3 separate regions of the Homo sapiens genome follow, and all the other regions are linked to region 1. A link is a loop called in an ENCODE intact Hi-C map of the cell type or tissue named here. Cell type or tissue: Caco-2. All regions are shown on one strand. Links, peaks and the distances in the headings refer to the core of each region. The heading gives the core; the rest is flanking DNA.

Region 1 (10,741 bases), core at 1,828-9,827:
CAGTCTGTATGTGTCGATAAAGGAACTGTTCCCCTTGTTGCCGACATTAACTACATATTTATGTCTAGGATAGTTACGGCTGTACTGAATACACTGACGTCACAGGAACTATGCCGTCCTCATCCCCTAAATGAAGCAACTATGTTCAAAACATGTAAAGTGTATTAGGGACTGTAAGTCATCCAGAGATAGCTTAAAGGATGTAGGATTATGTGCACAGGTTACATGCCATTTTATACAAGAGACTTAAGCACTTGAAGGTCCTAGAATTAATCCCTTGCAATACAAGGCAAAGGTACTCATCTTATTCTGAGGGTTTAAAACTGGACTAGTCACAAGCAGTAGAATCAAAGAACAAAGATCTAAAGGTCAGATGATACTTAACCTAGTACCTTTCCACCCCAGGACAGTACATAGAGATGGATCCAGCTAATTGGGAGGTAGAGAAATCAACGTTATTCACTTATGAATCATGGGGACCCATGTGCTCTCTTAAGTTTTGGAAATACAGACTTCTCTTAGCAGCCCCTCCCATCCTCAGGCTGCCTCCTGCTGTAGGTCCATTCCTGAATCAGCCTGTCCAGGGCAGATGTATGTGAAGAGCACTCAAGGGGGTGTTCAATCCCACTACATTAGTGAGAGACCACTTAAGTCTCCTGTGTGGAGATACAGATAAGTAACTTGTCACTAGGACCATCTTTTCCTTGTGGGAGTGGTTAACCTTTCCACGAAGTTTCCTTCCAGAGTCCCAAGTGGCAATGAGAAATAAGGGAACCCCCAAGGGGTTGTTCAATTCCACTACAGCTCTCTTTAGTGCATGAAATTTTCTGTGGGTTGTAGGTATATTGAGTGAAACAGGTTTGTTTCATTGAAGAATTTTCTTCCTAGACTATACCCTTTAACCCTTGTACCTGCTGAAAAACTGTAGATATCAACTCAATGTGTTGAAACACTTTAAATGGAAAGCAAGTATGACCTTCAGCGCTCAGGTTGGGACCTGAAATCACTACCAGCTACTAAAGGACATCCAACTAGGAAGGAAACCACACACTTAGACTTTGTGGGGAGAAACAGGACCTTCATCACTACTTTCATGTAAGATTCTTGTCCTCAAAGGCAGAAATTCATCTCAGTCTTCTGCAAAGAGATCATTCTTTCATCATTGATGTCATATTCATGCAAGATGGGCAAGGAGGAATGGTCATCAGCTCTCTTTGACCAAGGGATTTCAAGCAGCAGCAAACTGTTCACATGAAATGAAAGCACAAAATCCTCCCTAGACTGAGGGGAGGGTCCTTTTAAGGCTGTAGTTATGTCACCAAGGTACCTTCAATGATAATTAGAAGGTAGGGTGAGAAAGGTACGGAAGAGCAGCTGAATCCATGTAAAGAGGAGAAACATCACTAGTGCTAACTTTTCCCTGCATGAGTGGTTAAGCTTTTCAGGAAATGTTCCTTCAGAGTCCCAAGTGTCAGAGATAGAGGAGCACCCAAGAAGGTATTCAATTCCACGACAGCTCTTTTTAGTGCATGAGTCACACAAGAGACTTAAGAGATCTCTCACTAGTTGGGGGGTCCAACAGCCAAGGTCATATGCCAGGTAATGTACAGAGTTTGAACTCTAAGGCTACATCTACAAGCCCAAGGGATGATGCAAGACACGATGACTTCAGCTCACTTCTCCCAACACAGCCACATCTCCTAGGAAGAAGTCCCCAGATGCTCAAGACTGGTAGAAACAATGAAAACCAGCTGTGTTCAGAGTCCAACATGGATCTGCTTCCCATGGACTCCTCTGATAGGAATATTCAGGAAACTGTTTTGAGGCTGGGCACGGTGGCTCACACCTGTAATCCCAGTACTTTGGGAGGCTGAGGTGGGCGGATCACCTAAAGTCAGGAGTTCAAGACCAGCCTGGCCAACATGGTGAAACCCTGGTGGTGGGTGCCTATAGTCCCAGCTACTTGGGAGGCTGAGGCAGAAGAATGGCATGAGCCCGGGAGGCAGAGCTTACAGTGAGCCGAGATCAAGCCACTGTACCCCAGCCTGGGCGACAGAGCAAGACTCTCTTAAATGACGAGTTAATGGGTGCAGCACGCCAGCATGGCACATGTATACATATGTAACTAACCTGCACATTGTGCACATGTACCCTAAAACTTAAAGTATAATAATAATAAAATAAAATTAAAAAAAATAGCTGGTCATGGTGGCATGCACCTGCACTCCCAGCTACTTGGGAGGCTGAGGCACAAGAATTGTTTGAACCCAGGAGGTGGAGGTTGCAGACAGCCGATATTGTGCAAAGGCACTCCAGCCTGGGTGGCAGAGCAAGACTGTCTCAAACAAAAAATAAGCAAAAACCAAAAAACAAACCTGTTTTGGGCAGTAAGACCTACATTATTCTGCGGATGTAGATTCCTGCCTCTGTGTAGGAACTGGGGATGTGCTCCTTGCTCTCCTACTTCCTGCTGAAAGGTCCCAAAGGCCCATTCCTTTGCCAGCTTTAAACTAAGAAATAGGACTCTTGTCTGCTACTGAAAAACAGATTTCAGAGACCAAGATGGGGCAGGACCCAACTTCCAGTTAGTTTTCCCTGTGGGACTTTCTTACCCTATAGCAGGAGATGACTTAGTTTCACCCTCAATGTGCCAGAACATCAAGATCAACAGTCACCAGAAATAGGATCCAAGAATAAGTGAGGTTGTGAGGAAGATGAAAATCCAGGGTGAACCTAGTTGAACCTGCCCCAATTGTTGCAGGACCAATGAGGTGCCAGCAGGTATCCATGTAGAAAATCAAGTCAGAACAACTTTATGTTGAAGTCCCCAATGGGAGGCTATCATCAAGTCTGGGCCATTTTATCATCAACTGAGCCCAACCTGACACAAACAGGCTCACTGCTCTTTCCTAAGGAAGGAAGATATGGAATACCTACTACAGACCAGGAAGAAGATACAAGTTCAAAAATCAGTCCCTATGGAGATGAGCAGCTTGCTATCCTCCTCTGCATAGCTGTCCAGGTTCCATCGGCCTCACCTCTGGAGCAGGAAGTACTCACCACAGAGCACCCTGGACTCAGACTTATCCCCAAGGACCAACACACCTCAGTGGGTCCCCTGGCTGCATCCTTGCCAGCATCACTGGCAGAGTAACCAAGATGCCTGAGTCCTCAGAATCCCCAGCCTGGGAGCTCCCTAGGTTCACAGAGCTGTTTCTCAGCATCAAGGATGAGTGGACCTGCATCTTCTTGCAGCTCTGCTGCCCAACAATGCTTCTTTCAGGGTCAGCCACTCAGACAATACACTAATTCCTTCTAAGGGGCAGCCTTCTTGCTGCTTGCTTACTGTAGCCAACCTTCAGGGGGGCTGTGACCCAGCAGCAGCAGGAAAGGATCTCTGAGAAAAAGCCAGATCAGAGAGAATACCTGCAAGACATGACCAACAGCTGCCTCCCCCACCTACAATACGGTGATACAGAGCTGGCTGTCAGTTTGGGGACAGGGTCGGGTCACCACAGCAGTGCAATCATGTGGGACTGTAAAGGTTCCAGAGATCAACGCCTTTCCACCAGAGTCGTCCTGGGTGCCCAGAGAAGGCACAGCATTGTCCACAATGACCATCATCCCATTTGTCCCCTGTCTGTAACAACTTTTATTGGTGCCAATGGCATCCAGAGAAACTACAGGGAACATCCAACCCCAAGCTTCTAGTGTTCAGATGGCTTGACGAAAATTTCAGGAGCAGTACCTGAATCCTAACAGCTTCGGAGAAAACACAGATGTATGTCAAAACCTTCAACCTTGGTCAATGTCCCCTCAGCCTGTTACACTGGAAGGAGGGCCTTGAGTGAACTGTCCAGGTCCTTGGCGTTTTTAACACAACACAGAAGCAAAGTAACAAAGGAATGAAACACAAACGATGCAGCAAAAGCCAATATCAAAGTGAGAAAGCATCCATGGGGTGGGAGTGGGCCTCAGCAAGTGGCACAAGAGCCGGGTTACAAAGTTCTCTGGGTTTTAAGTTCTCCTTTTGAGGTCCCCATCTGTTACCCCTTATCTGGATAAAGGATTTGGTCCATGGCTAATTAAGGACTGAGGTGAACTGGCACCCTCTGCAGATAAACAGATGGTCCCTGCATAACCTGCATCCAAGCCAGTACACACACTTCCTTTCCTCTGCCACGTGGTGGACAGGGGAAGATAGAGGGAGAATAGCCTTGGATCCTTTGCTACTCTTGTGGGGGAGATGGGGTTTTCCCTTGGGTTTAGCTTTAGGAAGTGGTTAATGGGACCTAGGTTCCCTGACCCCAGACCCAGATGTTTTCCTTTTGATGTAGCTTTGGGAAGTCAGCACAGATTGAACTCAGGTTCCCTGCCCCCACGACCTTGGCGTTTTTCCTCAATTTAGCATAAATTACTTTAAGTTACCTGCCTGCAAACGCCGTTTCTCCTGCCTCAAGCCAGTTAGAGTACAAAAGTGATCCTTGATAGACGTTTCCTACCAAGAGGACACTGTTGTGTAGCAACAGTAAGACATAGAACTATAAAGTCCTAGTCATTTAAAGGGCACCGTCCCTTTAAGCTTTACTCAACAGAGAATTGTTAAAAATAAGGTAAAGAAACTGACTTACATAGAATTGATACCTTTCAAGATAAGGGAGCAGACATTAGACAAACAAAGGAGCACCCTGAAGTCTTAACACAGGTGAAAATGTGCAGCCAGCATACAGTGTATCATAAACCTGACAAATACTGGAATGAATGGCAGAAGATCACCTGGAGACTTCGTGATGATTAGAGGAAAATACCAAGGCTAACAGGAGGATAAGGAGATAGAGTATTGTCTTATATCAAATATACTTCACCTCGACTCCAAAATGCAAGCTGAGAGGTACAGGACTTTTAGGCATTTGGGTTCAGGGTGCCCTCCACAACCCAAGACATGAGCTTCATCTATAGACCCCCTCCCCCGCTCAGACAGCTCATCCAATTGTGTGACTTACAGACATCACCACGAAGAACAGCAGTGGTGAATTGAACAGTTCTCTGCATTACTGATGTAGGGTATTTATGACTACATCATCCTTACCAAACACAATATAATCTTAATCCAGATTAAGTTGAGAATTCCGGACTACCTACAATTGGCTTTTGTGAGCACCATAAGTTAGAATATGCAGGGTTTTAGTTTGGTCTGGTCAGCACTGAAGCATGCCATGCCACTCCCAGAATCCAGGTGCATCTAACAGCTCATTTTGGCATCTTGGCAGGACTCTGCACTTGTGGGGCTGTATGATGGACTTGCAGATAGAACAAGTTTAAGTCGTCTCTCCATCCACTTTTACAAAAGGCATCACAAGGGGAACGGACCTGCCACACCACACACTGTGTGACACTTGTCCTGAGGCTACAACTCTAGGGACCTTGATTTGGCATCCTAGAAAAACATGAAGCCAAGTTTCCCTGGCTAGCCAGATACCTCTTCTTTCTTGGGGTGAATAGGTTGAAGGGCATCAGCTGGTACATAACGAGGACACATTGCCAAGACCAGGGGGGCTCAGCCTGCCGTCATCAGGAGGAGGGAAACATTGAGATGGGACTGCCAGTCCTGCAGCATGGGTATTTTTCTGGCCTCATAACCTCCACCCCACAACACAGCAAAAGGAGCCCATGACAGAGAAGTCTGAACACCACAGACCTAGAGCCCAGGGGAACAGACTGCAGTGAGCCAGGCCCACGCCTGGAGCCAGTGCCCATGCCATCCACATCCAGTGGAACCTCCCTGTGTGTAAAGCAGAGCAAATCTCCAGCAGAGGTGATCAGTGGTGAGCAACCTGACCAGGAACATTCCAAATACTCATTTGACAATGACCATCATTGTGCACAGACAGAACAGCAGTGTCAGTCATACAAGGGTCAAAGGACAACCTAGGCTGCGTGGAGAGGCTGAGGTAATTGAAGTAAAAAGCCACCTGCAGAGGGTAGCACAGTTAAAACCAAACATTAGCCAGCAGCTTCCAAGGGCAGACAGCATCGAGTATGGGAAATTCAGGGACGTGGCTTAGGCCTGCCAAGAACTGCAGGCAAGAGAAGGGGTGCACATCAGTTCATTCTTCCTTCTCAGTCCCCCAAATTTTACTTGGAAGTCAGAGTTCTGTTTGGCTGGGGTCACAATCTGAGGGAGCAGAAAAATCTACGATGTTGGATGAGGAGAAAAATTCTTCACAACTAGAGCTGTAGTTGCTCTAATTCAAATGGGATGCCAACTGTTCTTAGAAGCTCAAATACAGGACAAAAGCACATCTTAAGAAAATGTAACAGTTTAGATCGTATTTGTTCTCAAACAAGGTATGGTATGTGGCAATGAAAAGCAATAGGTGACATACAATATGCTCCATGTGGCAGTCTAACCGATAACCTGCATTATACCCCCAATGAGTTTTGCACATTTCTACAGCAGTTGTCACATTGGCAACATGACACACAACAGGAGGTAGATGAAGGTTTAGCTCTATTTATATAATCTCACCTATTTTCTGTGGGGGGAGAAAGTATGAGATTTAAAGACAAGTCATTCATCGAACAAGTTAACCTTTCTCACTTTCTGCATCCTGAGATATTTAAAAAACGGGGAGACCCAGGTTGTATCCCATTCTACTTGAATGACTGGGCTGCTCCAGGCCACACCCTCACCCTCTGGGTCCATGGTTTTCATGGAGAGTCATAGCTCAGTAGCTCAGGGGAAAGTGTTACCCTAGGTCAAGGGGAAGCTTCAACAGAGTTGGTGGGTAACAGACTCTTAGCCCCAAGACAGATATTCTGCATGCAGTATTCATGGCTCCTGCAGGTTCCCCCCCATCAGGATTGAGCCTTGGTCACCGCTAAGTGACCAGCTCAATCCTATCCCACTAGAAGCTGCTATTGCCACCCACTCACGGATTCACCATTGTCCTCTGGTGTTCACGGCATCACTTCCAGGTGAAGTACCAAGGAAAGCGGCCAGAGACAGTCCTCTAATACCCATGTCCCCATCCTTGGAACCTGTGAATACATGCTACACAGCAAGGGTGAATTAGGACCCAAGGCATTGGGTTGTAGTCAGCTGACTTTAATCACCTTGCTGACAGTGGGCCCCCTGGCCAAACCCAGGGTAATCTTAGCTTAACATGATAAAGAGGAAGACTGAGAATTGGAGGCAAGAGTCAGAAGAAAAAAATCAGAGCATGGTGCTGACTCAACACCAATGAAGGTCCTGACTGAGGATTAACTAAGAAGCCACAAGTCATGTTTTATATGGGGTCTAAAGTGAGGAAAGTGATCTCTGAAGCAGCCAGAAAGAAATACAACCTTGCTAACAACTTTGTTTTCTCTAAATGAAACCTATTTCAAACTTCTGATTTCTAAAACTGTAAGAAAGTTGATTTGAGCTCCTAAGTCATTTGCAACACCATACAAAATATAGCACCTGTCAAATTTAGTTTCAACATTCATGGAAATCCAGAATCGTCTTTGTTTTTCCTTGTATTTTATATAGGAGCCCTCAGATCTGTTTCTCTGGCAACCCTGGATCAAGAAAGGCAGGCAAAGAAAATTGTAATGAATCTTAGCATTCCAGGGTAGAGATATTGGAAAAATTTAGAGTAGCCATTTATTTGTCAAATGTGTCAAACAGAAATGCCTTAAAAGATACAGATTCAAACAAAAGAGAACAGATTTTCAACGACGGAAGCTAAATCAAAATTTCCAAGTTTGCTCTAGGCCCAGGCCATTTCCACACTAGATTCTACCACCAGCTAAGGTAGAAATATATAATATGCAGATTGTTTCAAATCCAAGTCAGACATCTTAAAAACGGCATTCTTTCCTAACTAGGTGGACTTAGATAACTGGGTGCTTAAATTCTCCATCCTAGAGAGAATCCCCTTTCAGAGTGGGCCACGAGGTCCCTGCTGTCCATGATCTGTAAAGTCAGCATAGCTCCCATGAGGCAGAACATTCCTCACCCAGCACACAGGATAGTTGTCCTGACACACTGCTCCAAGCTTCCTCCACCCTCCCCTGTGGCAGCCACCTTCCAGGCTCTGTGAAACACTTACCCAGAACCTGAAAATAGCTAAGACCTGGAAAGCAAGACCAGCAGCTGCTTCCACATCAAGAGAGCCCTTTGGTTCACTCTTGGGCCCCAGGAACCAGACAGCCAAGCACTTTCACACCCTGGTGATGGGCATGGAGTCAGAAACAGGATTCTTGGATTCAAGACTACTGAGCCTTTCTTGTGCAGCAAAGCTGCTGACATGACCGCAATCAGCACTGCACCCAGAATTTGCGGAACAGCACGTTTCAATGGTTTGCACAAGCCGTAAGAAAAGCAAAGGTTTCCAGCACCACGCATTCTGCGCTCAGTCCTTCACCACCTCTGGGTGAGTTTAAGCTGTCGCATCTATCATTGACCTTTCTGAGAAACTGCCAGAGCAGGTTTAAATCACTGGATGGAACTACTTGTTCCTTTCAAGGTGAAAAATCACTCAGGAAAATGTGTTCTGCTCAACAGTCTGTGGGGAAGAAACAGAATCAGATAGCCACTCCATGTGAGCATGGGTCAAATAAGTAACACTGAAGTCACAACAGTCTCCAGGCATGAAAGGAGTGTCTGGCTTTCCTCTAGAGTCCATGAGGTCCAGATGTGCAGGACATCCCATTTTTAGTTCTCCTTAACCTTAGATAAGCAGTGGACCAGCCCTAGTGACACTGACAAGGCAGCTGCTCCTCGTCCAGTCATAAAGGAAGGGTGTTGTTTTCAGCTCTCACCACAAATGGCCACTTCCAGCCCAAATGAAGCTGAAGGTTAGAGGCTGGGGTTAGGTACAGGCCTCACAGCACCGGCAGCTTGCAGTGAGTTATCCTTACAGTGGACTCAGTCTCTGGATCGGTGCTAGATTCCTGGCCCCACGCTGTGGAATTATCCTGCATAGATGAAGCAGCCTGGAAGAATGAGAACATTCAGGATGAAACCTCAGAAGCACCTGCCAGTGTAGAGCTGCTCACTGGATGCTGGGCAACACTCAGCAGGACCCTGAGGAGGTGCCATCAGGCTGGCTCTTAGCCCCAAGCCTCACCTGGCCCTAATAAGATCCCAACGTGGGTTACCACTCGTTATTGAAGCAGGATAGTTTAGTTGCCAAAATATATATCATGCTTCAGGTAGAACTGCTGAGTCTATCAAAATTCTCACTGTACTGGCTCTCTAAAATCACCCAAGGCACATCAGCCTCAAGCACCAAGGTACACGTCTGCAGTACAAAAAGAATACTACCCTTAAAGATGTAGGTTGGATGTGGTAGGCAATCCTAGGAATGAGATTCTGGGACATCATTTTCCATGTGGGTTTTTAGAGGATTCCCAGGGAGACTGAGTTGCACACAGCATAGAGGTGACCTCTTCAATGCTCTCCCAGTTCTGGCTGCTCTTCCTACCCTGTCTTCATTACTCCTCCATGTTTCCTGGAGTCACTTTCACAAGCCTTTCTACCTCAAACATAGGTCTCAGTATCTGAATTTAGGATATCCATATGCAGATACTTGGGTCTCACTTCAGATAAGAATCTTAACTATTCTTCTACTGGCATGATTCATCCATTTGAAAATGCCCAATTATTTCTATCAAGAATAAAGGTGGGACTTGTTTTACAGTCTCTAGGGGAAGTGCATATTATGAACTCCATTCAATTAATCCATTTTTTCAATGTTCTTATCAAGATTGTCTGAAATCGCAGGAAGTAGGTGTAAGATATACAGGTGGCCCAGGGAACCAAATGAATACAAAATTAAAACCTCCCAGCAAGAGCACTCTAGGAGGCCATTATCTTAAGTGAAACAACTGAGAAACAGCAAGTCAAATACCTGTTCTCGCTTGTAAATGGGAGCTACATAATGTGTACATATGGACATAGGGTGTGCAATTACAGACATTGGAGACTCAGAAGGGTCATGGGTGATGGGTCAAGGGGTAATGGGAGTGGATCATGAAAAACTAATGGATACTATGCACATTACTAGGGAGATGGATACCCTAGAAGCACAGGTTATCACTATACCAGTAACAAAATTGCACTGTACCCCTTAAATGTATAAGAAAAAGCACCCCAGGCCATCACCGTCTCCCCTTTTATACTAAAGAACTTCAATTCAAAGAAATGCACATTGTTCAAAAATTTCCAACGAAAAGTGGTCAAAGAATTTCAACTGTTATGGGAGAGACCACATTCCACTGGAACGTTGGGATTAGAAGCAAATCTCTGGGTAAGACACAGAAGCAGCCTCACTCATGCTATTTGCTCAGATCCTGATAAGCTGTCCAAACCATCTCTCCGACTCTGAGAATCATCAATTGAAAAAGGCCTGAAAAGGGAACTGAGAATAGACCTAAAAACCTAACCAAATATGGCGCCAAAAGGCCCCATCGTACAGGATCAAGCTGGAGAAACTTTTTTCTCAGAGATGCAGGCAGGGCCCAGTATCACAACCATGAGCCAAGAGCTGTGAAGGAAAGGTCATGTCCATTTTCAAGCATTGTCCCTCAGCAGTGCCTACCCCTGAAAGCCTATTGTCCCTGATGGATGGTGCCAGCCACGCAGGATCATGCATCCTTTCGAATACAGGTAGGAACCCAGAGATAGGTCTGCACACACCCATTCATTCACCAAAAAGACCCTGCCATGTTGGCCACCACCCAAGAGCAGATG
Region 2 (10,741 bases), core at 1,675-9,674, 160 kb after region 1:
AGATGGGAGAAGAAAATCTGAAGGTGGCGGAATGACCAGCTATGATGAATAATCTAATAATAGCTATGACGGCTGTGCTCACCATTGCTATGAGTACTCCCCCCACCCCCCCCCCCCCCAGTAACTGCTGAAACAATTATATTGGGCATATATTCCTTTTCTACCACTTCTACGGCCAGTAATATGCTTAGAGCCCCTAGTGGAGGTATACACTAATGATAGCTTTTGGATGCCTTTTTCTACAGATAGAGGCGTGTCTCACCCCCAAGAGGAGGGAACAATTATAAATATCTTGTTGGGATTTGAGCATTTACCTATTTGCTTAGGGAAAGCCAATGGGCGTTTACCTCCCAATCTTGGCTGGGGATAGTGCCTGAACATATCTCTGCGGCACTTACATATGCTTTCCAATCTTAGTATTTATTACAATGATTATGCTCCTGTAGCCAAGGTTTACCACCCTCAAAAACCTATCTGTAAAGTGGATTGGACATGGTCAGAAAAAATGAAGGCATTTCAGACGATCATATCATAACGCAGGCAGAGGTGTTGCATAATGATTCATATGGAGTTATTGATTGGTCCCCTAAAGGGGCATCTATGAGGCCCCACCTCTCAATCTGCAGGTAGTGGTCACTCTGCATCTAAACAAAAAATAATCTGATGGTGGACACTAAGTACAGCAAGGGTTCCTATTATTTGGGCATATGGTATAGTGGTACCGCAACCCCAAATGATATGGCGTGCTGTAGGAGCTAAACGTAAGGAATTATGGAAAATCTTAATGGCACTGAAAAAAAGATTTGGGAAGGGAAATTTATTAAGCCAGCCCAATATAATCCTAATTACATAGTAGAATTGGCCTAACGATTCAGTCCGGATACAGAGTTGTGTCCATCTGCCTTTCCTGTTGGTAGAGTGGGTTTTTTAAAACTTGATCTCCCTAATCATGTAACTTGTCAGGAATGTAGTTTTCTTGTGTTAATTCTTCCTTGTATAATACTGATCATTCTATTTTAGTGGTAAGAGCCCGAGGAGGAGTATGGATACCCGTAAAGCTTTCCTGTCCTTGGGAAGCCTCTCCTGTGCATATTGTTACTAAAATTCTTCAAAAGGTTGTCACAGCTGCTGCCACAGTAGCTGGAGTTGCTTTGCATTACACAGTACAAACAGCAGACTATGTAAATAATTGGTAGAAAATTCTACTTTGCTGTGGAGTTCCCAAATAGACCACGAACTAGCTAATCACATCAATGAGATCTCCAACAAACTAATGTGGCTAGGAGATTGAGTAGTTAGAATATAGAGTACAGTTACAATGTGACTGGAGTACTTCTTTTTACGTTACTCCTCATCTGTGAAATGAAACAGCATGAGTGGGAAAAAGTTAACATTTAAAAGGTCATACTGGATATTTTCTTCAGATATTGCAAAACTGAAGGAACAAGTGTTTCAGAAGCCTCTCAGGAACATCTGACGCTAATGCCAGTGCTTGAAGGAGCTGCAGATGGATTAGCAGCTATTAACCCATTAAAATGGATCAAGACACTTGGAGACTCTGATTTCTATGACTGTGCTTTTAATCTGTGTAGTCTGTAGCCTACAGATGCGGATCCCGAATCTTGCGAGAAGTAGCCCACCATGACAAAGCTGCCTATGCCTTTATCGCTTTACAAAAAGGAAAAGGGGGCCTTGCTGGTAGCAAGCCCTAACCCTGTCATAAACAGGCGTTAAACTGGCCATAAACAGGATTTCTGCAGCAATGTGACATGCTCATGATGGCTATCACACACACTGCTAAAGGTTGGTTTACTGGAGCAGCGCTAGGAAAACCTGGCCCACCCAGAGCAGGAAAACTACTCAAACCACAAACAATAGCAGGAGCTGCCGGTGCCTTAACATGCTTTTGCTGCAGATAATCAGCCAGGGCCTGTTTCTCTGCTCCTCACTAAGAATGCTTTCTTTCCCATAAGGAATGCTTTTAGCTAGTCTGTAATATGTAGAAACTATGCTTATCACTGACTTTGTCAAATGTATGGGTCAGACTGACTCTCAAGCTCTGAAGGCTGTCAGCTCTTTGATTCCCACTTCATTCCTGTGTCTCTGTCTTTAATTCCTCTAGTGCCACTGGGTTAGGGTCTCCACAACCAAGCTGGTCTTTGGCAGTCTGGGACACTGAAGGACACTTGATCAACCCACAGCCAGTGGCAGGTCTCTGCTGACTGGACTCCAGGCCAGTTGCCTTACACTGCCATCTTCCCCATGGCAGGCCTTCCTGCACCAGCAGAGATGTCAGGGATACATCTGAGTTTTGCCTTAGAGTTTCTACCTTATGCCTTAACATCTAGGTGGTGGACAATACCTGGGGGTTTCAGGACGCTTACAGAAATGCCAACCAGCATTGGGAGGTAGAAAAGACTCTTGGATCAACCTCCACTTGAGTATGGAGAAGTCAGGAGGCAAGGAGTGGAACCTTCAGAGAGATCGAGGAAGATAATCCCATGTTTGAACAACCATCAGTAGGAACTGAAGAGGGACAGCAGGCTTCTAATTCCCCAGGCATAACCATGTTACCAGGAACGCCAGCAAAGGAGACCAAACAGAAGGTCTGTTATAGGTGACAACACTCCACCCAAAGAGGGCAGAGCGCAGTAACTGACCAAAGCCTCAGTATACCAAGCTCACCGATTACCATCAAAAACCACCACCGGTTAACCTGCTTCACCAGGACATTCTGTAGGCCCAGTGCCAACTATTAGAGCTGAGCAAAGGCCAAAAGTTAGAGGCATACATATCTGCACCTTTGCCTACCCACATCAAAAGGATGCTCCCAGCAGAGCTGAGACTGGAATCCAGACATCACAAAGGTTGTCTGAAGTGGACAAGGGAAACATCCCTGTGAAATTCAGAGCAGATTCATCTTCCTCAGAGGAACTGCCTGCCCTGGAAGAGCCTGCTTCTCTCAAGAGGATTTATACAATCGTGGTGACAACTTTCACCTCAGACTTTGCTGGCCTTGTGGGGATAGAATCACAACCAGGGCCAGGACACCAGAGGCAGTGCAATCGCCACAAGAGGCCTATGGAGTTGGGTGGTGTGGGATCCACGGGAGAAGTATCCCTGCAGACAGAGGTGTCTGGGTTCACTCATCTCCCGTTTCATGTTGGACACACCTGAGTTCCAGGAAAGCCAGGAGGCAACAGTTTATTTTTGCTTCCTGCCTCCAATTTCACCCCCATACCTTGAAGGTGCTACGTTGTGCCTCTAGTGTGTTAAGTGAGGTCTTGATGAAAAGCCTCCCGTAGGTATAGAACATCAGGAAGAAGGGCATATCTATGGCACTTAACGACAAAGCCTCAGTCGATTCCATGGTGCTGACCTCTGAAGTCCGGTCTTCATACCTTAACAGGCCAAGCACACACCAGTGGGTGGCAGATGTCAACTTAAGACACACCCCCGCCCCCCACAGCAGTGCCTGCTGCTTCATAGGTTGAGATACAGAGCCTCGGTTTGAAGATGGAAACATTTCACAAGTTACCATTGATTCTAGTTAATAAGTAGAACAAGTCATACTCCCAGGTGTCTACTCTTCTAGACATGACTTCAGCAGCTCTCAGCTGGGAACTTCCTCAGCTGACCATTGTAAAGGAGTTGAGAGAAGAAATAGCCGTTTGCTCCTGTACTGAATTTCTCAGAATACTGCCATAAGAACTGCTTCACTCTAGTTGTAGACTTCAAGTGTAAGTGTTAAGACAGAGTCCTTTAATTCTCCTTCCCAGAAATTGATAGACAAAGACAACACCTGCAGCGGCACTCAGACTAACATTCAAGATGTCCCTGGATCCCAAAGCAACTCCATGAAGGGACCAAGACTACAGGAATCCAAGGCTCTTGGAGGATTCTTTCAACGTCATTGCTCCTGCTTTGTCATTGGCTATATCTGAAGAAGGAACTAGGGTGGAAGCAGTTTGAGTATTTGACACTCAGGCTTTCATGAATGAGATGAAAAGCAGACAAAAACAATCCCTAGTCATGAAAGCTGTGACATGCTAAATATCAAGGAATTGAGATCAGTTGGCTAGAGAAGTTGATACTGTGCATGATGCCGTTGAAAACTTTAGTTAAAAAGCAAACTCAAAATGCTCAACACCAAACTTGAAAAGTTGCTAACAAGCATCTCAATTATGCCTTTTTGACCTATGCAAGATATTCCGTATATTGGAAAGATGTATCCCACTTGGCCTAATGCTTCTAGATCTACCAGCTGTTAACTGGTTTCAGCTTCTCCCGCTTGTATTTCTGATCCTAACAAGGAATGGAGTGACTGGTGACTAAATGTGTCCTGCAAGTGCAAAGTTACACAAAACCTACCTCACTGGTCAATTCCCTTGCACTGGAATGGAAAGCTCATTTATAGCATCACTGACAACTTCTGACCAGAGCAGTTTAATGCAGTACTGGAACAATGGTCGACCAATGAGAAAAGCTCCCTTTGCCTTCCAGAGCATTTACAGTTTCATCTAAGCACGAGGACAACTTACAGACTAGCATGTTTACATGTTATGAATTTCAGAGAGCCCTGATGAACGTGACTAAGAACATCACCACTATGCCAACTCAGTGGGCACAGAGCTCAGCCCCATTGCACAAAACAGCATCAACTCCCCTACTTAAAATTCTTTCCCAAAAAACATTTTTCAGGATATTTGAGTTCAATAACCTGAGGCCTTTATGGTTTGTCTCCAGGATAAACACACAAGGCACTTTATTTTCTACTGAGTTGTGGGTTTTTTTCTGCTTTTTAAAGCTTTTAAGGTTGCTTCCCACTCAAATTGAGTTTTAAGTTACCTGATGAATTTAAGGAACCATATTCACAATGTGCAAGCATAATTTTGCACCATTTTAGTTGAATTGGATCGTTTTTAAATTTAGATTTGACATAAAGCTGTACCATAATGTATCCAGCTAAGTTTAGTCTGTGCTTCCTAGACTTACAGCCTTGCCGTGGATCTTTTTCACTTGTCCTGGGTCAATGAGTATCCAACTTTATTAGTAGGGAATTTTTGCTTTTACTGAAGACAAACTGGGAGGAGAGGTGGAGTAGGAAGGTTTGTAACCATCATGATACAGACACTAGTTTTGGAGAAGAATCCTCAAAGACGAGGTGAAAAGAAAGCTTGGGAAGCAGGGGATTTGTGGTTCGCTGCTCACCCCTGCCCCCAACTGGCTGTTGGTCAGAATTTCAGTGATAATACCCATTTCTTCCTCAGACATGTTCTTGTCCAATTGTCTTTTCCCAAGACACCAACCAGGAATTGAGTTTAATATCCAGAGGATGTTCAGGAAGTCATTCAGGCAATGAATTTAGGTGTTTGCCCAACTATGAAGTGTAGAAGTTTCTTGCCATTGAATTTGAGGCCTTATTGCAAACTTCTTTCAGTGAATTGAATATATGTGCCAATTAGGTATTAACGTCAAATTTTCCACATTTCCTAATTGTTTTAAAGATGTGTTCAGCCAAGGTAAACTGCCCACTATAAGCCATACAGTTTTTTTTTTTTTTTAAGGTTAATATGTAGTTTAAAGTCTTAGTAGATAAAGTTATATCCACAGGTAAAACTGAATGAAGTATGTAGCAAGATTCTTGAAGGTATGTTGGAACGTAGAAAGCCCCCTGGGATGATAGCCAGCCATACATGGGTCATGGAGAGGGAGCAGGAACTCAGTCCTCCAAGGACTCACCTGCAAGCAGCATCAGAGCAGCTTCTCAGCCTCTGCCCAGACAGGCTACATGTGACCCGATAGCAGCCTACAGGAAGGCACAGAGGTCATTCAGACCCACAGTGGGCTGTATCCCACACACTATGACTGTGGTGCCGGTCCCGGTCCCAGTCCCAGGCCATAATAGGAAAAGGATGTCCCAAATCAAGAGGAAAAAAGGCAGTATCATAAGCCCTAGGAGCTCAGTTTAGGAGATGTGTTCTAGGAGGCAGGCAGTCTGCTCCCCAGGGAATGCTCCTTGCCTGACCCAAGCTACCCTGACTCTCCACACTGAGAATTGGAAGTAGTCATTTGGCAGCAGGCATACATCATCTCCCCTGTGGAGAAACCCAATGGCCCTCCAGTGTTCCTAAGAGACATCCACTCAGCTGTCTTCCACAGGGGGGATTTTGACCCTCACAACCCATCCCTGCCCAGCGGTTTCTTGCAACACAGCGAGACACCTATACAGTATTTCCTCCTCTACCTTATTCCTGGCTGGCTGCACTTGCACACGCCTTCCAGCCAGAATACAGGATGCACAGACACATCCTGCAAGTAATGCGAAAGGGCTTGGGGAACACCAAGCATAGAAGTTCCCAACCCGAGCATAGACAACAGGTTATGCCACATGCCTAGAGGGACTGCTGGCTTAGAGATGGGCCACTTGGCTTATTCTTATGGCTTGAGGCCCAAGAAAAGGCCACTGAGCTCTTTGGGGGCATGCACAGATCACCAACATTGACTTGGGGGTGAGGCCGTGCTCATGTTTTCCAGTTCTATCTCCCAAATCACCTGGACTCAGACTAAATGAAGGTAGATTTTAGCAACTGCTTAAGAACAGGAGTTTGAGGCATTCTTCTGAAACACATCAGGTAGAGAGAATCTTCCCCAAAATGAGCGGGGGAGGGGGACCACCAGCTACTGTAGCCTAGTCCCCAGGAAAGAAGCCAAGTTTATAATAAGCAAGTACAAGGCCCTGGAGTGTGGCCAGTCCACAGCACCACTTCCCAGTTCATCTGATGTCACTTAGGCTGTGGCAATACAGGTGGGGGCTCACAGCTAGTCCCCCCTAAGTGAAGAATGGAGCACTAGCAAGATTGAGGGCATCTAAAACATGATAAAGGTCCCAAGTAGTCACTCAGGGAAGCCCCTTGAACACCACCCCCACCCAACCTTCAGTACACACAACCAGCTCCACCAGCTGTCAATCTCACAATGATGGTGAAGCCAAGTCCAGGGTCACCTAGGAGCCTCCTTTCCCACCCTGCAGCTCATCACCTGAGCTTCCCTTGGTAGGTGGATCCATGGTCCTAGAATTGAGGAACTCAAAGCCCTGCTAGGATGCATGGGAAACCTCAGCAGTTCAAGGACAGGTCCCCAGATAAAGGTCTCAGGATCTGCCCTTTTCAGAAGACAGGCAGTACACCCTTCCCTTTCCAAGGAGCTGGGTACTATGCTACACCCGATACCTGGGCTAGAAGTTTCAACATTCTTCTGCGGACAACAGCCCTCGTCGTAATGCAAAGTTTCTTGAGCCAATGTTATGCCACATCCCTGGATGTGGCCACTTCCAATGGCTAGGAGTGTGAGGAGTACACAAAAGCCCAGCCAGGTAATATTCAAGGCTAGCTGTGGAAGCTACTCTGGCTCCAGAGATTATGGCCTCATTTAAGCTTCTTTTCCAAAACAAACAGTTTGCATTCCACCCTGTTCCAGTTTGCTTTCAGGTGTGAGAGCTCACTTCACCAGTAAACCTAACACCTTAAACAATTTCCATCTACAAGTCTGCCTCTAGGGAACACAAATTGACTTCACATACCCAATTATTTCATTCTCAGATCGCTGTAGAAAGTCAAACAACCCACTTGGCTCCTCCAGTATGGAAGTAGGCAGAAGTCCCCTGGGTTTGCTAGTACACATTGGTGTTAGACTGGTTGTTATAAACTTAGTTGTGTAAAGTCCAAGGTCCACCTGGTCTTCCCAAGAGGACACGTGTGTCACCGTGTGACTTTTCACATTGCACAATTGGTGTCTTAAGCCTATACCATGAACCACCTAGAACACATTACAGAATTCGTCCATTCACATTGTGTGCCAATCTAAAAACTTAAAGACAGAAATTTAAATATAGATCAAGGAGATACTTTGTAATGAGGTCAGCACAGAAGGTTTAAGGGAGAGGGTCCACTGGCTGGAGTACAGGAATGCCTTTTTTGTATGCTCTGGACCCTCTCCACCAGGCTCAGCAAGACTGACAAGTCTTACGTCCCAGTCTGACTTCAGCCCCATCCTGCCTCCTTTCTCTCTTCATGGGTTTTAATCTGAATATTTTATACAAACTTAGTGTTGGCTTAAAGTGTCCTTCCCCAAGCGCTCAACTACCCCACCACAAACCACCCACGGAAGTAGTCTCAGCCTGGTTCAAAGGAGCGAACAGTCAGGCTTGCAAGAGCCTCTTCCGTAGCCTGCCTCAGTTTACCAGCAGTTTCAAGAGACAGTTTGCTGCCAGGAAACAACCTATGACAAGCACAATGCACTCCAGTTGCAGTACCTACTTTAAACCAACAACTGTTCTCTGATGCTTCTCCCTTATTACCCACAATGACCCCGGATAGTGAGTTTAGAAGGCATTTACTTCCCAAACGTAGGTCCAAAGCAGACCTAGACAGTGTAGCTCCAGATACTTCCAGAGGACCCAACTACACTGCCAGGTCATGTTTGGCTCCTTTTGCCGGAAGGTGAGCAGGAACTGCTGCTACACTGGGCCATTTCTTGGTGCCCCCAATGCCTGATGGGTCAGGAGTAGCTAGGCCATTACAGCAAACATTGCCTGATAAGGACAGGCCAGCAGGGGCTCAGACATTAGGTGGTTGTTTGGTCACCTTTGAAACAAGCAACTTTGACAAGTATTGGCCAAGTGTGAGGGACTCTGAGGACTGACATTAGGAAAACAGATAATCTTATGGTCCTTCCAGACCAACTGCAGCTGCAGTTTAGGATTTGAAAATCATAGCTGCCCATCAACTGACAACCATGCCAACCTGTCAGCCATTTCATCAGACTTGCTGTCCAGCTGCGGAGTGTGGTTACCCAAGGGCTCCAAGCTCTTTGCTGTTATTCTTGGGATGGCCCCAAGCCAAACTGAGTCGAGCCATTTCTACCTCATGTGGAATTCCTGAGTGAATCCTGCTCTCGTGCTCCCTACTGGACTGGCAGGACTGGCTGATTCACATTATGATCTGACAGCTTCCCTCTTCATTCTAGGTCTTTTGCATTTCTAGTTCTCTCAGCATCTACTTCCTGGACAACTGAACAACAAAGCCACCATTAAGCATCAGTAGCAGTAAATGTAACATGGTGCAAGGAGGCGGAGAGAAAGATTTGGGACCGCCGCCTCTGTAGCCCAGCTAGAAATTTTCATCTCCTGGTGAGAGGTAAGCACACTGGCACAAGGATGGGGAAGACACACTGACAGAATGTAGCCTCACTTTCTTGTGCTGAGCACAGGTCCTGTGCACACCTGTCCATCCACTTCTGAGTCAGTAGGCTCCTTTTTCCAAGTTTGAGTCTCGGACAGTGAGTCTGGTTTCCCAAGGAGTAAGAGCAAGAGGCAGAAAGCCAACTTGTGTCTCCACACGTCAGAGAAGCAGCTCAGAATTCTTTAAACAAGTAGGATAACTTTGCTATGTGTAGGTATTGTCACTAGGCCACACACATGAGCATGTGGTGATTAGCAGTCAAGCCCAACAACCCTGTGGGCCTGTCAGCCTCAGTCAGGATCTGAACACAAGATCTCTGAAGATAATCCCAATGAAGAAAGATGGGGAAGAGGAAGTGGAAAACCAAAGCATAAGTTTATGAAGAATCAACTAAGAATATTTCAGTCATTTAATACTTCAGTCATTTGCAGAGAACCCTTACCCCGATTTTACAACCAAAAAAAAAGTGGCCAGCGAAGTCTCTTGTCCTACGTAACAAACAACTGGTTTCAAAACAAGAGCCATACTACCACCTAGAGGCACATACGATCTACACTGCCAAGAAACCATGATCCCTCTGCCCAAGTCACCTATTTTTAATCCAGAAAAAACAGGTGGAATCTCCCACTGATGACACCGAGCAGAACTCTCGTGCCCAGGAAGTTCTACTGGGTGGAGCTGGCCACTCTTCTGTAGTAATACAGGGGAATCCCAGCAAATAAGATGGCCCAAATAACTGTAGCCCCATGGGTTAAAGAGGATACCAAGCTGGGATTTGGGATATTCAGGTGACAGAGTGGCCTTTCTAGATGTAATGTTTCCTTATCCTTCTGCATGTCAGTATTCTCAAGCCTGAGATGCAAGAAAGCCAGCATGCAAGGCCCTTCCCTCTTGCACTGTGTTCATGGTGTGCAGGTAAAGAGGCAGCAGGAGCAACAAAAGGGCTTCTCTCACCATTTCAAGGACAGCAGAATGGGGATGTCATCCCTAGCAGCCTCAATTACCAGCAGAAGCTAGTCTTTCAGGAACAGGTTCTAATGTATGAGTCACAAGGATTGAGGGAAACAGGTACCTTCACTTCAGTTCCAGCATCATGGCCAGTGTTTCCCAAGTAATGGAGAGTTCTTATGCTCTCAACTGTGGCATATACCTTTTGCAATAGTGATCTCATCTCCACAAGTGCCCCCTGGGCAAGATATGCAGCAGCAAGCAGCTGCAGAGCAACCCAGGTCTCAAGTCCAGCAGCTTTGGGATGAGAAGTCTGCAAAAGTGTTTACTCCTGGGGCCAGGAATGCAATTCTATGAAATGGTGCTGGGCTTCTGGGAGCACTATCCCACAGGTCATCCCACAGCCATCCACATGAAGCTGGAGAAAAAGGACTCTGCAGAGCTTGCATGTAACAATGCTGACCTCAGGAAGACTGTGAGCTACTGATCTCTTCTGATAGGGCAGTGATGTCCCAAGAAGGCTCAGCTAGAGCACACGGCACAACACAAGC
Region 3 (10,741 bases), core at 1,606-9,605, 110 kb after region 1:
TGTGTCCTTTTTCCCCTCAAAATTAGCATTTGTAAGGTCATTGCAGCTTCTTATGGGGCAGGACAGGCAGGTGTTCTAGTCACACCTAGAGTCAATTAATCTATGGCTTAGATTTTAGCCACTTAGGTTTTAACAAACAAGCTACAGAGTAGGTATTAAGACTTCTGGAAACATCCAGATCACCCCCCTCTCAGGTTCAGGGACTCCCAGTATATGGGTGGAACCTGCACCAAGCTAAATAGGAAGCAGCTCTGTATGCATACGGGAAAGCCTATGCCATTTCCCCAATGACCCACACTCAAGACCATCCTACTGATGGCTCTTGGGTAAGGAGTTAAGAAAAGGGAACAACCCAAACACTCGTTCAGAGTTATTGGTCAACTTAAGAGGGTATCATTAAGCTGGTTAAATAACTCGATATAAGCCCAAACCAGGACCCAAGCCTTAAGGCAGGAGCCTCTGCAGGCCTCACCAGCAACACAGGCACCAGATCTGTCAATCCTGGGCTGTGGGGTGGTGAGTGGCAACTTGGACTACTTTCAGGTCTGCCACACAGGTCCTCATAGACCCTTGTGGGATCCATCTGGGATACTGAGGCCAGATGTCTCCACCTCTGCACCACAATTCATCGTGCCTGGAAGTTCCCTAGTAATTGATTAAACTGGGTGGGGAAGTGGATGGTTGGAGAACACAGTTTCAAGTCCAACCATTACAAAAGAACACAAATTGGCATGAGCACATCTATGTAGAAGAATCATCAAGCAAGCATTGGAAGAAAGGAGAGAAGTTTGATATAGACATGAGATGCTCTCCAGCCTGGATAGCAGTAAAGAGAAGAATCATCCTTCTCCCTAGGGCTGGGTAATGCCGGGAACACGGAACACTAAGTCTTCCATGCAGCACTGAATGCTGCCTTAGTATTTGTTCTTGGTGGTTTGTGATCATTTGATGGCACTAGAGTATTTGTCTTATTTTAGTAATATCACCATCACCCTAACAATTGCCGCCGCTGCCCTACCTGAAGCTGAGCTGTGCTGTGGTGTGTTCAGACCATTTGTACAAGCTGGCACTCTACCTCACTTGACCAGAAAAGGGAAAATAACTTTCTAAGCTGATTCTGGGCCTCCAGTATCTTGGAATGGGACCCTTGAGGTTCTTCCAGACAAACCTGCCCATGTACTGTGGATACTGGTTGCAGAGAGTGAGTGAACTACGTGGATAACTCATGCAAATATCCATGGTGATGGTCTCTTCTGATCAGACCAAATGGAATTGAACTGCTAATGGAACCTGTTTTCTGATGCTGAGCCTAGACCTGCATGCCATGTTACAATTCCTGCCCAAAGCTGTGAGACAAATGCATATATCCCATGAAGCATGGATGGCCTCCCTAACACATTCCTGACAGATAACTTGGGAACTCCTGAAGTCTTCTCAGGCTTGTCTGTTGACTTTGTTACATATCTCCCAACTCCAGCCGTGGCTCTTGAAACTGGTCAGCGTCAGACGTTCAGCTTTCCAGGCTACTTGCAGTCTGAAGGTGATATACCCCTTTCAGCAGAAGCTCTTCAACAGCGACCTGGCAGGCCAACTCCACTTATTTCCTCCTGGTCCACACTGCATAGTAAAGCTGTTAAATCAGTAAGTACAGCTGCCTTCGGAGAGGGGCCATACCACCTTGTCTTGGGAGCTTACTGGACAATGATAAGACGGGTATGGTATTACACAGACCTTTGGGACCAAAAACCAACCTGCTGTGCAAATTCAGGTTTCTGCCCAGCCCAACCCTGGGAATGACACATTGAACTTTCTAGCAGCAACCCTAAGAAAACCTGGTTGACTTACCCTCTGGCTGGCAACCTGGGCAAGAGCAGACCTAGAGGATTCAGACTCAATGTTGGTTAGGTTTTGTGAAAACGCTTTTGTTCCTTAGATCTGGCTCTTTAGAAGACAAATATTTGGGGATACAGAGGAGGGGGTAAGATGTGAAGTAGATCTACTGGAATGGGACATCCTGATTTTGTGGCAGTGGCTGGAAAACAAAACCCCAGGAACATAGGAAAGGAAGCACCTCAGACCCTGGGAGTTGTGGGGAAGGGCATTCATCTTTCAGAATAGGCTGAGCTTTCTTCCTGCAGAAATGTGTGCCTACATTTCCTCTAAACTGCTGTAAACACTAGAACCTATCCAACTGTTGAGTCTGCCATACACTGCCAGAAAGCTTGGACCAGAAGACAGGATGCCTCTAGCTATGGAACCTTCCACAGATGCCTCCAAGATGCCACCCCAGACCCCATTTGCAGCCCTTCTGTAGGACAGATGAAAATGACTCGATTCAGTTTCTCAGACTGTGAACCCTGGAGGTGACCAGCTGGTGAGAGTCTAAGCTCTTGCTCACCAATGTCTATCCCAAGGGGAAGCCAGTCAGAGGGGTGGGTGTGCAACTCAATTGTTTCCAGGGATCCATGTATGTGATTCAGGATTGTACTTACATTAAGTGCTTTAAGCTTCCTTCCTTCATGAAGACACTGATTTGCCCATTTTAGAGGTAGGGGATGGGTGGCAAAACTCATTGGCCCTTCCACAGCTTGTCTCAATAGTCTGAGGGTGAAAAAAGTATAGCAATATGCTTCAAGTTAATACTCGTTCTTAGCTCTCTGTGCAAGAGATATCCACACAGTCCCATCCAGGGCAGCACAGTTGCATTCACAGCAAGTTCATCCTGTTCAGTACCTTTATATGTTTCCCACCAGAGACCACAGGAATTAGAATTCCTGTGAAAGCTCAGGATTAGAGACAACTCACTAGGAAAACTGCACTTAACTATTCAAAGATAAACTTCTCATTGGCCAAGCATAAGGGATGTGCCTGTAGAAGGGTCAGGGAACTATCTTGGATCATGGCATGATCTTGGGAATAGAAGCTCCTTATGGTGAACCACAGAAAAGTCAGGGTCTCCTTTACTACAGAATGTTATACCAGCCTTCTATCCAGATTTAAGTAAAAGAAAGTTTTATCTTGCTTTTGATAAAAAGATGGTACTAGAGTCCCATCGAGATTAAGAAAATTGGTCTTTCCCATCCACCCTGAAGTTGGTAAGAAATGAAGACTTCTAGTAATCACTAGGGTGAGAAGTCTCAGGCAGAACAATGCCATGTGGAGGCATATAATTTGATGCACAAGGAGACAACCTCCAACAGCACGGGTGAGACCTTTAAGATAGGCATTTTCACGACATACAAGCACATCAAGATGAACAAGCCCTACCTTCATTGTTAGAGCTTGTTCTCAGAGCTAAGTCATCTTTCACCTCTCTGCAAAGTATCCCCAAACAACTTTCTCACACACGCATTGCTGGTTAAGAATATATTCGTACACAGTGAAGACAACTTGGCTTCTGTTTCTTCCCTCCGGGGGCATAGTTTTAATGATTTTAGAAAGCTAGAAGCAGGAAAGGAACAAGCCAATCATTTTTCCCACTGAAAGTCAGACATGACCATTGGGTACAAGACCCAAACCCCAGAACTATAGCTCTGTGGTCCCATCCAGGTTCCTTTTCTGTGCTAAGCTCTGTTCACCATGCATATTTTACTCAAATTAGAAGCAGAACAGCCTGATGAAAGCCAAAGGAGTAAATTCAAACTAAGCTTCATTAGACCAGGGCACCCATGAAAAAAGACTCAGATCTTTGTTTCAATTGCAATTGTTAATTTAACTCCTTCCCTTTACAGAGGCCAAGAACACTGGGTCTAGGTACCTCTATGGCAGGAGACAGCTCAGCTGTCCCCATGTGGCTGGTAACTTGCCAGTTCTATAGGCAAGACACATTCACAACTGGAAGTGTCCCAAGTGGAACTACACTGGTCAACATAGCCCAGGATTACAGGAGCATTGCTTGGGGCAAATAATCTAAAACTTGGTGACAATGTCACACTGACACCTAATGAGGTTCAGACTATTTTACAGGCAGCTAAGCTGGCTAGAAGGCGTGCACAACACACAGCAGGATAATGGGGAAGAGCCCATCCTGTAGGGGAGTAACCACAGAGCTCTGCAGGAGACTACCCCAAGCAAACTTGAACAAACTCCCTCCTCCACTTAGATTCCCTTGCATAAGTATTTATTCTACCTAAAATACCATGAATAACTATAGCAAAAGCCAGGCACATAGTGATTCTCAAGTATTTATTGACTAGAAGGAAGGAAACCAAAAAACCATGGCCTTAAGGGCAATGCTCACCATGGCCATGTCTTCCTGGAAGAGAAGACATTTCTAAAACTTAGTTTGTCAAGGATATACCCTGATCAAATAGCTCAGATTTTAGCAGATCTATGACCAATTTCCAAGCTGACACCTATATACAAGCCAGCCTGGCCACCAGGGCTACCTCTCCCATAAGCAAGAATGGACAACTCCTTCTAGCCAGGGCTTAGGGTAGATGTACACCTGTTACTAGCAATCTCAGAATAAGAGGAACATCCCATAACAAGTACAGAAATTCCTGACCATGGCAAGGACAAGCAGGAAGAGGTCTTAGGACATTTGTATCTGCAGATGAATTACTTGATTAGAGACGGGCCTATATAGCTCATTCTTATACCTTGAAGCCCAAATGAAGACCACTAAGCTGTTCAGAGAAAATGTGGGTTGTGAGAATTGATGAGTTGGATGTGAGGGCATGCTGATTTTCCAGTTACATCAGCCATCTCCCAAGACCACAGACACAAAGAATTCTAGGCACTTTCTTTACAAGACATTATTAAGGATGAGACAGTGTATCAGGCTACTCTAGAACACACGAGGCAGGAAGAGTAATTTTTCAATTCTATAAACACTAGCTATTGTGGGATAGTCAAGGGAAAAAGCAATGTCTAGTCTGCAGTTTTATGTCCCTGGGATTTGGCTGATCCACTGGTTTACCACCAAGTTGCCTATATGTAATCACTTCGAATGTGGCAGTAGGAGATTGGATTCACATACCTAGAGTCCCCAGATAAAGATTAGGGCACAAAAGATTCAGAGTATCCATGGAAACAAGAGTTCCCAAGAATATCACTCAGGGGAACCCCTGAGGGGAACCAGCTCCATTGCTGCCAGCTGTTCACCATCTCGTATGGACAGCAGAACCAAGTCCACAGTCATACACGGTTGGGCCTTTGTCCAAACCTGCAGCTCATAAACTGAGCTTCCCTTGGTAGGTATCTGTTATGGGAAGTCAGGGACCCTGAACAGAGGGACTGGCTGTGGCAGAGGAACAAATTGTGAAGATTTCACCTTAATATGGACATTCATCAGTTCTCAAATAACACTTGTAATTTCTTATGACTGTCTTTAATCTCTTAATCCTGTTTTCTTCATAAGCTGAGGATGTACGTCACCTCAGGACCACTGTGATAATTGTGTTAACTGTACAAATTGATTGTAAAACTTGTTTGAACAATGAAATCAGTGCACCTTGAAAAATAGTGATTTTTGTGGAACACGGGAAGACAACCATAAAGTCTGACTGCCTGCAGGGTTGGGCAAAGAGCCCTATTTTTCTTTTTGCAGAGGGCCTATAAATGGACGTACAAGTAGTAAACATATGCCTAAATTCTTTTCCCAGCAAGGAATATTAATTCTCTGGGAAAAGAAAGTGTCCCTGGGTGGAGGTCTGTGAATGGCTACTCTGGGAATGTCTGTCTTGTACAGTTGAGATAAGGACTGAGATATGCCCTGGTCTCCTGCAGAACACTCAGGCTTACTGGAGTTGGGAAAACTCAACCCTGGTAAATTTTTGGTCAGACTGGTTTTCCGCTCTCAAACCCTGTTTTCTGTTAAGATGTTTATCAAGACAATACGTGCACCGCTGAACATAGACCCTTATCAGTGGTTCTGCTTTTGCCCTTTGCCTTGTTCCCTCAGAAGCATGTGATCTTTGTTAGACCCTTTATCAGTGGTTCTGCTTTTTCCTCTTTGAAGCATGTGATCTTTGTACCTACTGTTCTTACACCCCCTCCCCTTTTGCAACCCTTAATAAAAAACTTGCTGGTCTGAGACTCAGGCAGGCATCACAGTACTACGGATATGTGACGTCACCCCAGCAGCCCAGCTGTAAAATTCCTCTTTGTACTGTATTTCTCAGCTGGCTGACACTTATGGAAAATAGAACCTACGTTGAAATATTGGGGGCATTTTCTCCCATTAGGTATCTGTGGTACTGAAATTGAGGAATTCAGAGTCTGCTGGGATGCAACAGAAACCTCAGATGATGAGGATGACAACAGATCCCCAGGGAAAGGTCACGGCCAGGATTTTCCTGTTCCTAGAAAAACACAGGAAACACCTCCTTCCAGAGATGGGTGCCACACTGTGCCACTGACGATGCCTGGACTGCAAGCTCCAAGATATGCCTCCTTCTCTGGGGATGGCTTTGTTCCAATGGAAGCTATTTTCAGCCTATTATTTCATGCCACTTCCATGGGGAAACCACATTCAAAGGCTTCATCAAGGAATAAAAACGCCAGCCAGGTAGGTCAATTAATAGCTCTAGAGGCCACCCTAGCTAAAGAACTTCTTGTGGGTTGGTCAAATCTTCTACTGCAACAGCCCCACAATTTCACCTCCCCCTTCTCAACCATGCTTTATTTTCTTCCTTTCCCATGCAGTTCCCAAGCCCACTCAGCAGTAAATCTAATGCCTGTGTCAGTCTGCATCTCTCAAACACAAACTAAGACACTTAGCTTTTCACAAACATTTAATCCGAGTTACAAGTGATACAGGAAATCAAAGATTCTTGATCCTACAAGAATATGAGAACTAGTATAAGTCCTAAGTTCACCAGGATGAACCAATGATTCAATTATTGGCAGCTAGAGATGATTCAGCTGATAATCACTAAACTGAGGAAGTTCCAGGGACTACTCATAGCCTTCCCTATGAGACACCCCGGGTCATCCTGTGAGTTTCTTTGTACACTGAATGATTTATGTCCTTTAAGCCAGTGCAGTTAATCTAGAACATGTTATAAAATGAGTTCTTATTGTCATCCTGGGTCCTAGGTACTTTTGTTTCAAGAGGGAATGAGAAATTTCCATGTTGGCCTCAAAAAGCAGAGGCTTTGTAATGTGGCCAGCACAAAGGATTGACCTCAAGCAACTAAGGCCTCATAGGCTGGTACTATTTTGAGAAGACATGTCAAAGCAGGAGTGGACAGCTAAGCCTCGGTGGCCAGCTGCCTCCATGTCCCAGGACTGAGGACACTGGGGGATGAAGAAGAAAGTTTTCCAGACATGGCATCCTTTTCTCCAACCCTGGCAGAAGACTGAAAGAGCCATCACTCAAATGATGCTGGTGATGGAGAACCATCCACCACTTTCTTTGGTCATCTGACCATGGCATTAAGGCTGCTTGGAATGTTTCTAACACTGCTAAACCTGTGGGACTGAGGTCTCCATCTCCTGTTCTTTGGTAAGCTTGTGTCATCCATGACATGAAACCTCACCTTTGCCTCAATTCATGCTTGCCATCCACCTCAGAATTGACATCAACAAGGACCTTCACGATTTCATATGCCCCTTTACCAGATTACTAGGGAATTTCAAGGAAACAGGAAGCAAGGAGTCACGAAGCACCAACACTGCCCCCAACACCTGGCCCCAGCTCAGAAATCTGTAGGAGAAAGGTCAACACTATGATCTTGCATCTCACAGATGCTCTCTGCACCGACCCCACAAGTCGCTGCATGAGGGCTCTCCATTCTATTTTGCTCCAGGTTAACTCATTCCCGTGCATCCCGTGGACGCATGGAAATGAAGTGATGTTAAAGTTCTGGACGAAAGGGATGTCAGCATTTGTAGACTCCACTACAAGCACCAAGAGCTCATCGCTCTCCTGCGAAAAACAGTCCTAGTTTCTACAGGTGACTCCAGATATTCTGAAGAGTTTGAAGTCAAACTGCAGTTGTTAGGGTGCCTTCTGATATCTACCGAAGACTCAGAATATGCCTTTCTGCATAGAGATTTCAGGTTCTAGATCAAGTTAATGTAAAGCAGATCCACTCAGTTAAACAAGGATATATTCTTCAACTACACCAAGTCAGAATTGTGGTAGGCATTGGTGGGTCCCCTAAGATCAGCTTCCCAAAAATTGTTGGACCATGGTAACAATGTCAGATTAGAGATTTAAGGAAGTTGGACATTCACCATGACAGTTTCATTGGCATTTCCCACTGATCTATATATTCTAATACCTAAAATATATATATTATATATATATATATATATGGGATATGCTTCAAAGTGAAAAAACAATCATCTACTGTGAGCTCTGTCGCTGAGAAAAATGCATTAACACAAGTTCCTGAAGATTTGGGGTTGTGTAGAGCTTAATGGCTAGAGAAAATGGGGTCCTTAGTGACCACCAGAAATATTTCTACACAAATGGGCATCTTCCCCATGATAAAAGTCCTTTCAGGCTCTTTGTGGCAGAAGACAAGAGCATTTTGGACACTATAACCAGGTTGAACAATGTTTTTTCCACTTCTAGATGCCTGCTTAAGTTGTATACTTCATCTTAGACATGAGTAGGGAAGCAGCCTTCCCCTTTCAAGTCTGGCTTGCACACATACCAATACGAGCTACAAAGTCACTGAAGTACCCAGACCTTTCCTGGCAGTGAGTGTTCACACAGAGGAAACGTTCGAGTCATGTTTCATGCAACAAACGATCAACTGACAAAGGTCTCTTCTCCATGTGAGCACACAAGCTGGGGTCTAACTCCCTCATCTTCAGGGTCTCAGCTTTCACAGACCAATCCCATAGTAACTACCCTATCATGTGTGACTCAACCCCAGTGGTATTTATGAAGGATGTAGGCTTGAATTCAGTTAGAATGATACACTGCTCTAGTTACAAATAAGTCCACTCTCTAAGATTAACACTCCCATCTACCCAGGGTTATGCCTGCCATCATCCCCCTGAAACTTCATGTTGTGTTCCTCATGCTGAAGATTGCCTTTAAACTTCAGGAGAGCTGGCACACCCAAAGGTTTCAAAACCTTGGGTGAAAGCAGAGATAAACATTTTATTGACAAATAAAAAGGTGGAGCGTTCAAGGTCATTGTGGCCTAGGAAAAACAGGAGACATTGCCAGGAAACGGAGTCATCAAGAGGCCTCACATGAGCAGAGGAAGATGCCAAGCACAGCTCAAGGACTTTTGTTGTGGCCACTCCAGTGCTTGCCCAGCAGACACCGTGGTGCCCAGAGGGCCCATCATACACACTTCCACTGTCAGAGGAAGCTGAAGACTTCTGGACCCAGTCTCCTGGGGGTGATGGGGTATCACCTCCAAGTGCACTCTTATCAAATGACTGTCTCTTCAGCTCAGAAAGGCTGGGCTGTACGTCGAGTTCACTCAGATCAGCCATGAGAACCTTAGTCCCTGAAGCATTACAGGTCATGAGAAATTAAAGCATCATTTATTTTTAAATGGAGGAATTTATACAACTTTCTCTATCAAGGGACAGGTCACAAAGGATAAGGACACCAACAAAGATAGAAGCCTATCAATGCCCTGCGAGTGTGATAAGCCCAGAAGTATCCCCTGGTCCTCTGACACTAGCCCACCATGGCAAGAACAGCTTCATGTCACAGGGCTCACCGTGCACTATCACAACTCCTCAAAGATCGACAGCAGGGTCTATTTCCCAGTCTACATCCCTTATCTGTATTATTGTTCTTGGGGGCAAGTAGCTACCCAGACACCACTAACAGATAAGCCTAGACCTTTTTCCCCAAAATAGGCACCTAACAGGAGGATTCTTGGGTTTCAACCACGGCCCAAGTCCAAGTAATAAAGAGAACAGAAGACTTAAGATGCAGAGAGAATTGAAAGTGTTATGATTCTCTTTAGATCATTCTATGACCAGAAAACCTATCACTATTGCACCTAATATTCAAGCTTTATTGGAAAAATAAAGTTGCCAACATTCGTTTTGATCATGAGACATTTGTCCAGTGATTTTAGTGATTCAGCCTTACCCACTGACAGGTTGGCCAAGGAAGGTCCCCTTCCCCATCCTGTCTCCCTTCACAAGTCTGAAGCATCTAATCCTGGCAAGTGGACCTCACATCCCAGTCCCCATCACTCCAGATCAGCCAGGACCCAGGTAGGACCCCTTGCTGCCCCCATCCCACCCTCTTGCCCCTGTGCTCTCTTTGGGACTTTGCAGGACCCTTAATGAACCCGCAGCCAAGAACACATCTCTGCTGGCAGAAATCCAATGACCAGCTGCCCCAAACACCACAGGACCTCTTTTTCCCATCCAGCCCAGCCTACCTAGGATCTGTAATCAAGGGTTAAATATGAAATAGGCAGAAAAGTTCTGTATCTTCCCTTAGAGGGAAATTCACAAACCTACCATTAAAAATCCTTAACTTTCACCTCTAAGTTGGTTTTTCTGCTAGGATTAGGGTTGCTTTAACTCAAGTATCAAGCAACAGATCAGGTAAACTAAGGAGATACCAAGTCCGAGAAACAGCATTAGAACGGCAAGTGACATTAACACCATCCACATTTCTACAATGTCACACAGATTAGGGTAATATAACACAAGGACATTAGGGAGTTAAGGAAACCATTCTGTGGTATGGATCAATTCATATCTTGCAGGGGTTAAGTCAACTATTTACCTCCTCATGGCAAACAGTTGCTCTTTAGAGAGCCTCACTCACCTGTCTGCTCTGTAAAGGGCAAGGACT

What was found. Hi-C counts contacts between places; a loop is a spot of excess contacts. Peaks named below come from ENCODE experiments on the same cell type or tissue, not always from the same donor. Only the 100,000 strongest peaks of a DNase experiment are listed, where the experiment ranks them.
Region 2: it touches region 1 in a loop (8-fold over the local background); 2 of 110 quality-filtered maps call a loop at or near these places.
Region 3: a loop joins it to region 1, with 12 times the contacts of the local background. A loop is called at or near these places in 2 of 110 quality-filtered maps.

What each region holds. Positions count from the first base shown.
Region 1 is chr4:10,315,523-10,326,263 of GRCh38, reverse strand. No RefSeq gene overlaps it. Among named protein-coding and RNA genes, the nearest start is that of ZNF518B, 140 kb to the left of the region's middle. In Caco-2, for the core only: no CTCF peak of the experiment used is centred there; a DNase peak (open chromatin) is centred at 5,913.
Region 2 is chr4:10,159,502-10,170,242 of GRCh38, reverse strand. No RefSeq gene overlaps it. Among named protein-coding and RNA genes, the nearest start is that of WDR1, 48 kb to the right of the region's middle. In Caco-2, for the core only: CTCF peaks have their summits at 5,228 (motif pointing left) and 9,614; DNase peaks (open chromatin) are centred at 5,217 and 7,732.
Region 3 is chr4:10,208,771-10,219,511 of GRCh38, reverse strand. No RefSeq gene overlaps it. Among named protein-coding and RNA genes, the nearest start is that of WDR1, 97 kb to the right of the region's middle. In Caco-2, for the core only: no CTCF peak of the experiment used is centred there; a DNase peak (open chromatin) is centred at 5,891.